2 separate regions of the Homo sapiens genome follow, and region 1 is linked to region 2. A link is a contact called in ENCODE Hi-C or POLR2A ChIA-PET data. All regions are on one chromosome and are shown on one strand. Each heading gives the region's core, a stretch centred on a gene start or an enhancer-like site at or near the end of the contact. The rest is flanking DNA. Distances are from core to core; before and after follow the strand shown.

What was found. A loop is a pair of places that touch in the nucleus more often than their neighbours do. ChIA-PET counts read pairs that join two places held with the same protein, here RNA polymerase II (POLR2A). Pooled maps may share reads with other maps.
Region 1: a map of B cell shows a loop between it and region 2 (13-fold over the local background). The contact joins the promoter of VDAC2 here to the promoter of FAM149B1 in region 2. A Hi-C loop is called at or near these places in 1 of 168 maps with a recorded cell type or tissue (B cell) and 6 of 50 pooled maps. POLR2A ChIA-PET finds 5 or more read pairs at or near these places in 2 of 52 experiments (PC-3 and T-cell).

Annotation. Positions count from the first base shown.
Region 1 is chr10:75,208,151-75,213,093 of GRCh38, reverse strand. It overlaps VDAC2 (voltage dependent anion channel 2), which reads right to left and starts at 2,298. Exons shown (of 10, transcript NM_001391963.1): 1 at 2,156-2,298; 2 at 1,905-1,960; 3 at 796-864. The coding sequence starts at 1,935. RefSeq lists silencers at 2,025-2,394, 2,415-2,724, 4,829-4,943 and enhancers at 2,369-2,663, 2,394-2,975.
Region 2 is chr10:73,166,262-73,171,175 of GRCh38, reverse strand. FAM149B1 (family with sequence similarity 149 member B1) reads right to left here and starts at 3,057. Exons shown (of 14, transcript NM_173348.2): 1 at 2,790-3,057. The coding sequence starts at 2,836. ECD (ecdysoneless cell cycle regulator) reads left to right here and starts at 3,168. Exons shown (of 14, transcript NM_007265.3): 1 at 3,168-3,310. RefSeq lists enhancers at 1,551-2,149, 3,044-3,243, 2,750-3,349 and a silencer at 2,804-2,993.

The sequences.
Region 1 (4,943 bases), core at 1,049-3,548, 2.0 Mb before region 2:
AAAAAACAAAAACAAAACCAACTTATCATAATACAGACATTTAGGACATTTATGCCAATGGGGTATTTCCAACAGTCTAAATAAAGGGGAGGAGGGTATGGAACAAAATTTTCAAGAAAACTCAAATTCACCTGAAAAAGCTCATAACTCTAGATAAAGTATTAGGAGTCACCACAAAAGCAAAACAGTAATATATCGTAACTCTAGTCAACCAGGGCCTAAGCTATAACTGAAAAAAAATTAAAGCACGAGCCGTTTTTCTTAAAGGCTCAAATCTTCTAAGTACAGTTTTTAAAAATTTTGGGAAATTGGGGGAGGGGGATGTAGACTGTAAAAGAACTATTTTCACATAAGTTTAATCTAAGTATCTTAAGTTTCTAATAGAAGAATTAATACAAGGCTGGGCACAGTGGCTCATGTCTGTAACGTAATCCAACCAGGCTTTGAGAGGCCACTGTGTTTACTGGGTAACACAGTGAGACCCCACCTCTACGAAAAATAAAAAAAATTAGCCAGGTGTGGCAGAGCGTGCCTGTAGTCCCAGCTACTTGGGACGTGGGAGGCTGAGGAAAGATGATCGCTTGAGCCCAGGAGGTCCAGGCTGCAGTGAGGTATAATCATGCCACTGCATCCAGCCTGGGCAACAGAGGGAGACCCTGTCTCAAAAAAATAAGTAACTCTAAATTTAAAGCAGCAAGATATTTACAATTTGCAATGATTGATCTGATTTCGCTAAGCAACCCAAACATACATTTTCACTCTTTATCTAAAACGTTTTAAAAATAAGGTTCTTACCAAATCCTTTGTTGAAAATATCTCTGGCAGCTTTGCCAAGGTCAGCATATGATGGAGGAATACACATTGCTGGTAGAAAAAAAACATTCCAGTGTTAATGTCTCTATTCTCCCACCTTCTATCCAAGAACAAGAGCATGACCCACTGCTGATATTAAAATTCAAGCAATCCCATTTGTTGGAATGTTTTTTATGCGGTCAGGAGCTACAATAGAACTATAACGACCCATAAAGGAGATACCACCAACGAATTATTTCTAAAACAGATAACCATGATTATACAAACTTGGGGAATTCGTTTCAAAACGGAAAAACAGTCTATTACCTACAGCCTCACTTCCTAGGACTGGACAAGTACAAAGAATCAAACAAGTATTTGTGTGTATGGATATTTATGTATCTGCCAAAATTCACTGAGATGAGCTGATTTAACTAAATTAGATAAAACCGAAACCTAAGACTAGGCCCTTTACCCTGATACGTCCTTTAATATCTTCGCTGAGGGGAAAACCAACACCCTGGAGTGGGAAGAGAATTTAATACTGGGAATTTAAATATTGAAACTTGGAAAAAATACTGCCATGTGTGTTTCACTCAAATGTCTACATCAACTAAATATCAAATAGCGCTTCAAACTTACTAATGTGACTCTCAAGTCCTCGGCCAATGCTGTGCTGCTTAAGGGCAGGCAATCTGAGCTCATTACACCAGCTCATTCATTCCACAAAGCACGTCCACGCCCTTAGGAGCACAAGTAATGACCTTGCGCTCTCACAAGAGGGACTGCTACTTCCTCTAGAAAAGTGATTGATCCGATCCTCCAAAGGCAGAATCCCCAATTAACAACTTTTTACTTCTATACGTCAAAGACATGTACAAAGGCTGAAAAGTCCATGCGGCCACAGACCAACTCCCCGGGCCTTGTTCCCCATTTGAAATCCAGCAGCCCAGCCCCTCCTCCGCAGAGGAGGTGGTCAGACGGTGGGGCGACCACCAAAAGCAGCCGAATTTCCAAGTTCTTGGAAAGATAGGGGGAAACAAACTGGGTTTCTGGTCGACAGGCTTCGACTCTCCGCCGCCCCATCCCGCAGAGATCCCAGCTTTACTTACGACGCGCGCAAGTCTGTCCGTGGGTCGCCATGGCGAGGCCGCGGGAAGAGGGGAATCTGCGGGAGGGACAAGAAGTGCGGTAAGCTGGGGTCAAAGGGCCAAAGGGAGATCCCGGGCAGAGAGGGGCGAGGGGCCGCGGGGCAGCGCGGCCATCTTAGGAAGCCAGGGCCGACTCCGAGTCCGGCGCGGGCCTCCGGCTTGGCCGCCGCGGCCTAGGCCCCTGGGTCGGCGTGAGGCGGGCGCGGCGGTACCTGGTGGTGTCCTGAGGGGGGCCGCCGCCACCGCTCCGCTAGCTGCTGAAGCCGCTTGGCACGCTCGCGGTCGGGCTGCAGCTCCAGCAGCTGGAGGGCGAAGTGAAGGAGACACCGTTCCGCCCGCCGCAACCCTGTCCTCTCCCAGACAGGACCCCGCCGCTGCCCCCGGGGCTGTCCGCCGCGCCTGTCCCTGCAGCGCAGCCCGCTGCCAACTCCAACCTGCTCCAGAGCGGCCACGTGGACCGACAGCGCCCCGGTCCTGCAGGTGGGCTGCCTCCGTCCGTCGGTGGGGATCCGGAAGGCAGAAGCTGCTGGGCCTTGGATCAGGCAGCTATCCGGGCAGCCTCAGAGGCGAGGGGGCGGGGAACGGCGGAGGCAGCGCGCTGGGGACCGCCTGGGAGGGGGATGGGGCGGAGGCCCCGCGCGAACGCGTCACGGACGGGGCGGGGCGTCGGCGCGTGGCCGGGGCGATAGGGCGCGGCTGCGCACCAGGGTCACGTAGATCTCTCCTACTCCCCTTACGCGCTGGTGCGGGTTCCCCCCCGAAACAAAGCCCTGCATAGGGTGCCTGCGGGGAGTCAGCTGAGCGTTACCCACGTCCATCCTAAGCTAGCGCAGCCTGCGCTTCTGAGGGACCGCTTCTCTTTCCCAGCCCAGGGAGAACGAGTGGGACACAGGGGCGCCACCTCCAGCCCCTCGCGCTCTTCTGCCCTCTTTTCCCACCTTGGTGTGACTGCCTTGCTGTGCTGGGTTGTGTGCCTGAGAGGCTTTTTGGGACTGCCTCTCCCTGAACAAATGTGAGCGGGTCCTAGCGTGCCCCACCCATTTCCACGCCGCCTTACGCTTTCTCTTCCGCGGCTCCTCCCCACTCAGGCATGGCACTGCTTCACACACGCACGGAGCCGGAGCTTGGCGAGGCAAGCCTGCTCCGGGCCCAACCTCCTCTGGATTATGGGCCTGGAGAAAATGTGGAATCATGCTGAGCAGGCGTTAGAATGCCGCACCCGAGTTCCCCGGGTGTGCAGGAAGGGTGACAGAGCTATTAGATAAAATGTATATGGGAGACCGTTAGTTTAGACTGACCTCCTGCATTAGGCCCATCAGACCAAACCAAAATGGGGTTACTCATGCTGAAGTTTCACACTACCACGCCAAAGCTAGGATCTTTATCTGACCTTCCAAGAAATCAGGAGAGAAACAGATGCTAGCCAGATCCCCAAACAGGCTGGGCGCGGTGGCTCACACCTGTAATACCAGCACTTTTGGATGCCGAGGTGGGCGGATCGCCTGAGCTCAGGAGTTCCGGACCAGCCTAGGCATAGTAATACCCTGCCTCTACCAAAAAAAAAAAAAAAAAAAAAAAAAATAGCCGGGCGTGGTGGCTGGCGCCTGTAGTCCCAGCTAATTGGGAGGCTGAGGAGGGAGGATCGCTTGAGCCTGGGAGGTTGAGGCTGTAGTAAGCTTAGATGGTGCCACTACTGCACTCCAGCCTGCCCGCTGGAGTAAGACCCTGTCTCAAAACAAAAATCCCCAAACAGGTCAGTTTTAGCTGGCATGAAGAAGTCCCGTGTTCTTTAACCTTTACAAGAAAAGTAACTTTCTACCAACTAATCCACTTTTTGTTTCTGCTTTCCTCGGTCCTTTTCTGTCTGTAATACCAACTTCCTCTTCTCATTGGAACATTCATTCCATTTTACAGAATGAAGCGTTGCCCAATTGTAGAATTGGAACTAAAAGCCAGTTAAGATGTTTAAACTAAATTCTTTGTAATTTTTTCTTTTAACAGAGCCAAAGGAAAAAGAAAAAATGAGCAGTCTAATGAAATAGAAATGGGTTCAACTGGAACTCCCAAAGCAGTCATCTATCCAATAATGTCGCCGGTAGACCTCAGTGGTTTTTTTGGGTTTTCTTCTTTTTTTTTTGAGACGGAGTCTCGCTCTGTCGCCCAGACTGGAGTGCAGTGGCGCGATCTCGGCTCACTGCAATCTCCACCTTCCGGGTTCACGCCATTCTCCTGCCTCAGCCTCCCGAGTAGCTGAGACCACAGGTGCCTGCCACCACGCCCGGCTAATTTTTTGTATTTTTAGTAGAGTCGGGGTTTCACCATGTTAGCCAGGATGGTCTCGATCTCCTGACCTCGTGATCTGCCAGTCTCGGCCTCCCAAAGTGCTGGGATTACAGGTGTGAGCCACCGCGCTCGGCCTACCTCATTTTTTTAATCTATAAAATGACAAATGAAACGAAGTGATCTTTAATAGCCATCAGCCATAGTCTCTGAGCAAAGCCTTTTCCCCCTTGACTTTCTCTGGCTCTGAAAGCCATGTCTGCTCAAATGCTCTCAACGTTCTACCCTCCTCCTAAACCAGAAAAGGATAGGCTTCCACAGTTCAAAACCCAGATGAAAGCTGCAGCCTGGAAGATTTCCCTCCCATGAGCAAGCCCAGCCAGCTGTCTTGCCTGGTCATGACTGGGCTTACTCATGTTGCAAAAGGTTAGCAGAATTTACTTCTAAGACATCAGGCACCAGAAGCCCTCATTCATTCCTTCATTCGAGCTCAGACAGGTCGGTTTGCAGTCATCCTGGCTCTTCTGGGAAATAGTCTGGTATGTTTGATGTTATTGTGAGGCTAACAACAAAGACCGGCATTTCCATCCCAACTGCACCACAGCACCCTACCTCCCCGAAACACCCAGTCTGATAAATGAGTCACCTCCACTACCTGCAGCAGGGCTTATTCACAATGTGAATTTTCTGTAGCAATTTGTAGCCCCCTGCACTTCACTT
Region 2 (4,914 bases), core at 1,808-4,307:
CAGGAGTTCAAGACCAGCCTGGGGTGAAACCCCATCTCTACTAAAAATACAAAAATTAGCTGGGCATGTAGTCCTGTGACTTGGGAAGCTGAGGTGGAAGAATCACTTGAACCTAGGAGGTGGAGGTTGCAACTGAGCCAAGATGGCACCACTGCACTCCAACCTGTGCAACAGAGACTCCGTCTCAAAAAAAAAAAAAATAGAAAGAAAACTGATACAACTATACTAGTTAATAATAATTCTGGCCCAACAAGTGCCTATCATTTTTTTCCATACAAGATTTTTTTTAACTTTCAGAATGGTTGGAATTAATCATAAAAGCAGATTTTTAGCTAAACCTCAGTCACTTTATTGGGAAAAGACAGTTTCCTCACAATTTTTTTTTTAAGTAGGAACAACACATCCCAAATCTAAGAGATGACTGTTTCTTCTTCCTAGTTCCCAAAGAGTTTACTAGGAACTAAACTGCTACCATGTAGATATCTTATTCCTTAATAAATAATAAGCTTCTAAAAGGCAAAGAGAGGTTTTAGACTTATTTTCTTTGTATGCCTATTGTATCCCAAGTAAAAGTGCGAAGGGACAAGGAAAATACCATTTATTGAGGATGTATATGTGTCAAGCTCCACACCATCACTTTATTCTTATTTTTATTTATTTATTTATTTATTTGAGACAGAGTCTTCCTCTGTCACCCAGGCTGGAGTACAGTGGTGTGATCTCGGCTCACGGCAACCTCCGCCTCCCAGGTTCAAGCAATTCTCATGCCTCGGCCTCCCAAGTAGCTGAGATTACAGGCATGTGCCACCATGCCCAGCTAATTTTTTGCATTTTTAGTAGAGACAGGGTTTCACCATGTTGCCCAGGCTGGTTTTGAACTCCTGAGCTCAGGCAATCGCCCACCTTGGCCTCCCAAAGTGCTAGGATTACAGGTGTGGGGGTCCACACCATCATTTTAAATAAGCTTTTGGATAAGGTGTTACTCCTATATTGCAGAAACGAAGGCTCAGTGATGTAGTAATTTGCCTAAAAGTCACGTGGCTAGAAGACAGCCTAGCCAGAAACCCAAGAATGATTCAAAATAGCATGCTTGCAATTATCATGTATGTGCATAATTAATATTTAATAAATTAAATAGTTAATAATTAATATTAATAGTTAATATATTTATGGTTGCTAAAATTACATAGCTAAATGAAAGGAAAAGTTAATATTTAATTAATAAATTTATGGTTGCTAAAATTATATAGCTCCATGAAGGAAAAAAAATTGGAATTTGGGGTTAAAGCCCAAGCTCAACTCCTGACTTTTTGGCTATATAATCTTAAAATATGTAACATTTCTGATATAATTTCATCTTCTGAAAGACTGAAGATAATCATACCCACTTTACAGAGTTGTTAAGATCAAAAAGTGAAGTGAGCTGGGCATGGTGGCTCACGCCAACACTTTGGGAGGCCAAAGTGGGAGAACCGCTTGAGTCCAGGAGTTTGAGACCAGCCTGGGCAACATAGTGGGACCCTGTCTCTACCAAAAAAAAATTTTTTTTTAATTAGCCAGTTGTGGTGGTGTGCACCTGTAGTCTCAGCTACTCAAGAGGCTACATTGTGAGGATCACCTGAGCCCATAGGTGGAGGCTGCAGTGAGCAAGGATTGCACTACTGCCCTCCAGCCTGGACAACTGAGCAAGACCCTGTCTCCAAAAAAAAAAAAAAAGTGAAGGCCCTTTTGGAAGTGTAAAGCATTAATAAATGTATGACACTATTATTACTTTCTAAATTATTATACACCACTTCGGTCAGGGTAGGGGGCAGCTCTTTTTATTTTTTTATTATTTATTTATTTATTTTGAGACGGAGTTTCACTCTTGTCACCCAGACTGGAGTGCGATGGCGTGACCTCTGCTCACTGCAACCTCTGCCTCCCGGGTTCAAGTGATTCTCCTGCCTCATCCTCCCAAGTAGCTGGGTTTACAGGCCCCCGCCTCCATGCCCGGCCATTTTTTTTTTTTTTTTTGCATTTTTAGTAGAGATGGGGTTTCGCCATGTTGGCCAGGCTGGTCTCGAACTCCTGGCCTCAAGTGATCCGCCCGCCTCAGCCTCCCAAAGTGCTGGGATTACAAGCGTGAGCCACCACGGCCGGCCGTGAGGGTGGATCTTTTTAAAGCCAGAAATATTTGCTCTTTAAAGTCTCAAAAGCAAAACTGATCTTTATGGATTCTGGTGCTTAATTGCAGAGGTGGGGAGGCAGTATGTGTGATGGTTATGACCACAGGCTTCGGAATCAGATCGACATCAGGTTTGTACCTCTCAGCTCTACCACCTTCAAGCTGTGTGATCTTTGGCATGCTACAATCTTTAATTCTGGGATCTTTATCTGTAGAATGTGCAAAATAATGTTCCCAATCTGATATCATTGATAGGAATGAGCAAATGTATGTAAATAGCTTTGCACAGTGTCAAGTGAGCACTTTCCTGGAGCCCTCAGTTAGCTATTAATAACTTCTCGAGCTACCATGGCCATTAACAATGGGACCTGAAGCACTGCGGATGCTACAAATGCTTCAGCAGACCCAGTGCTTGATTTCAGGAATTTCAGACGAAGGGCGACACGCCCTCAGCTGGAGATGGAGGAAGAAGGGGCAGGGTCCAGCAGGGCTGAGAGGAGAGAATTCCGAAGAAAAATCTCTCCCCAGCCCTGGGAAAGGAAAGGAACGAAGGACTGGTCAAGGAGGGTCCCCAGAGCGCCCGCCGCCCGCCCCGGCTGGGGTGGCTGAGCAGTCCACTCACAGCTCCAAGCTCTGTGGCACCGCCTTCCGAGTGTATCTGGAGATCATCCTCCTCCTCCTCCTCCTCCTCCTCCTCCTCAGCCGCGGCCGGGGCAGGCACGCCAGGGTGGGGGCCTCCGGGCCTGGCCCTCCCGCCGGCTCCGGCCCGGCCCCTCCCGCCACCTACCGGCCCCGTCTCGCCCCGTCACCTAGACTCCGAGCAGCCACCTCCCCAGGGTCCCCACCTCTCCAGTCCTCCGACCTCCCTGCTTTGCCGCGGGGGCGGAAGTGACGAAGGCCCCCGGACACTCGCAAAATGCTCCCGCCGACGCACAGCAGTGACGACACACAAGGTTTCGGGGACTGAGTGGGTTTCAGACTTTCTCTCAGGATTTCCGCTGGCTTCAGGTTCCGGTCAGGCGTCGGGACAGAGCCTGATCCAGGCTTCGGCGGCCGGTGGCAGCTCTCGATCAGCTCTCGCAGTCGGAGAGGCGGCTAAGGAAAGGTGCCACAGCAGAGACGCGAAGGAGAGGCCCTAGAACCGTAAGAGAAATTGGCTTCATTTTGTTAGATGGCAGGAGGGAGCCTAGACTGGGGAAAGAGCACTAGACTCCAAGTCAAGCCCCTGCTGCTTGGTCGCTTCTTTTTCTGTACTCTGGGTTTTCTCATATGTACAGTGAGGTATTAGCCTGAGTGATCATAGAGTCCCTTCCAGTTCTGACACCAAATTCTGCATGATGACGTGTGTTTGGCGTTATGGGGTGGATGGGTAAAATTACTGTCTGTCCCTCTGGGTTGAAAGGCAAAATGATGATTTGGTTAGACTGTGGTGAGTGGGTGTCTGGATAAGAAGAAGCAGGTTCCTTACGAGTCTCTTAGAAAGCTGAGTAAGATTGGAATCATGGAGTTAGGGTGGTCCATCCACCGCCATTTCTTTCTTTACCAAGCATCACCTGGCAGCAAGAATAAACTAGTACTCTTATTTAGGAAAACCCTTAGAAAATTAAGAGATAAGGAAAACCCTTAGAAAATTAAGAGGTATCAATGCAACCTCCATCAAAATACCAGTGACATTCTTCACAGTCATAGAAAAAAGATCCTAAAATTTATATGGAACCACAAAAGAGCCAGAATAGCCAAAGCTATCCTGAGCAAAAAGAACAAAACTGGAAGCATCACATTACCCGACTTCAGATTATACAACAGAGTTATAGTAACCAAAACAGCATGGCACTGGCATAAAAACAGGAACAGAATAGAGAACCCAGAAACAAATCCATATGTCTGCAGTGAATTCATTTTCAGCAAAGGTACCAAAAACATACATTGGGGAAAAGACAGTCTCTTCAATAAATGATACTGGGAAAACTGATACCCGTATGCAGAAGAATGAAACCAGACCCACTACCTCCCACCATATACAAAAATCAAGTCAAAATGGATTAGAGACTTAAATCTAAGCCCTCAAACTATGAAACTACTAAAAGGAAATATTGGGGAAACTCTCTAGGACATTAGAGTGGGCAAAGATTTCCTGAGTAATACCTCACAAACAGAGGCAGCCAAAACAAAAATGGACAAATGGGAGCACATCAAGTTAAAAAGCTTCTGCACAGCAAAGGAAACAATCAACAAAGTGGAGAGAGAACCCACAGAATGGGAGAAAATATTTGCAAACTACCCATCTGACAAGGGATTAATAACCAAAATATATAAGGAGTTCAAACAACTCTCTAGGAAGCAGTCTAATAATTGATTAAGAATTGGATAAAAACTCTGAATAGACATTTCTCAAAGAAGACATAAAAATGGCAAACAGGTTTATGAAAAGGTGCTCAATATCATTGATTATCAGAGAAATGCAAATCAAAACTACAATAAGATAGCATCTCACCCCAGTTAAAATGGCTGTTATCCATAAGACAGGCAATAACAAATGCTGGCAAGGATTTGGATAAAACACTGTTGGTGAGAATGTAAATTAGTGCAGTCACTATGGAGAACAGTTTTGGAGATTCCTCAAGAAACTAAAAATAGAGCTACTATATGATCCAGCAGTCCCACTGTTGGGTATTTACCCAAAAGAAAGGAAATCAGTATATCAAAGAGATATCTGCACTCCCATGTTTATCGCAGCACTATTCTCA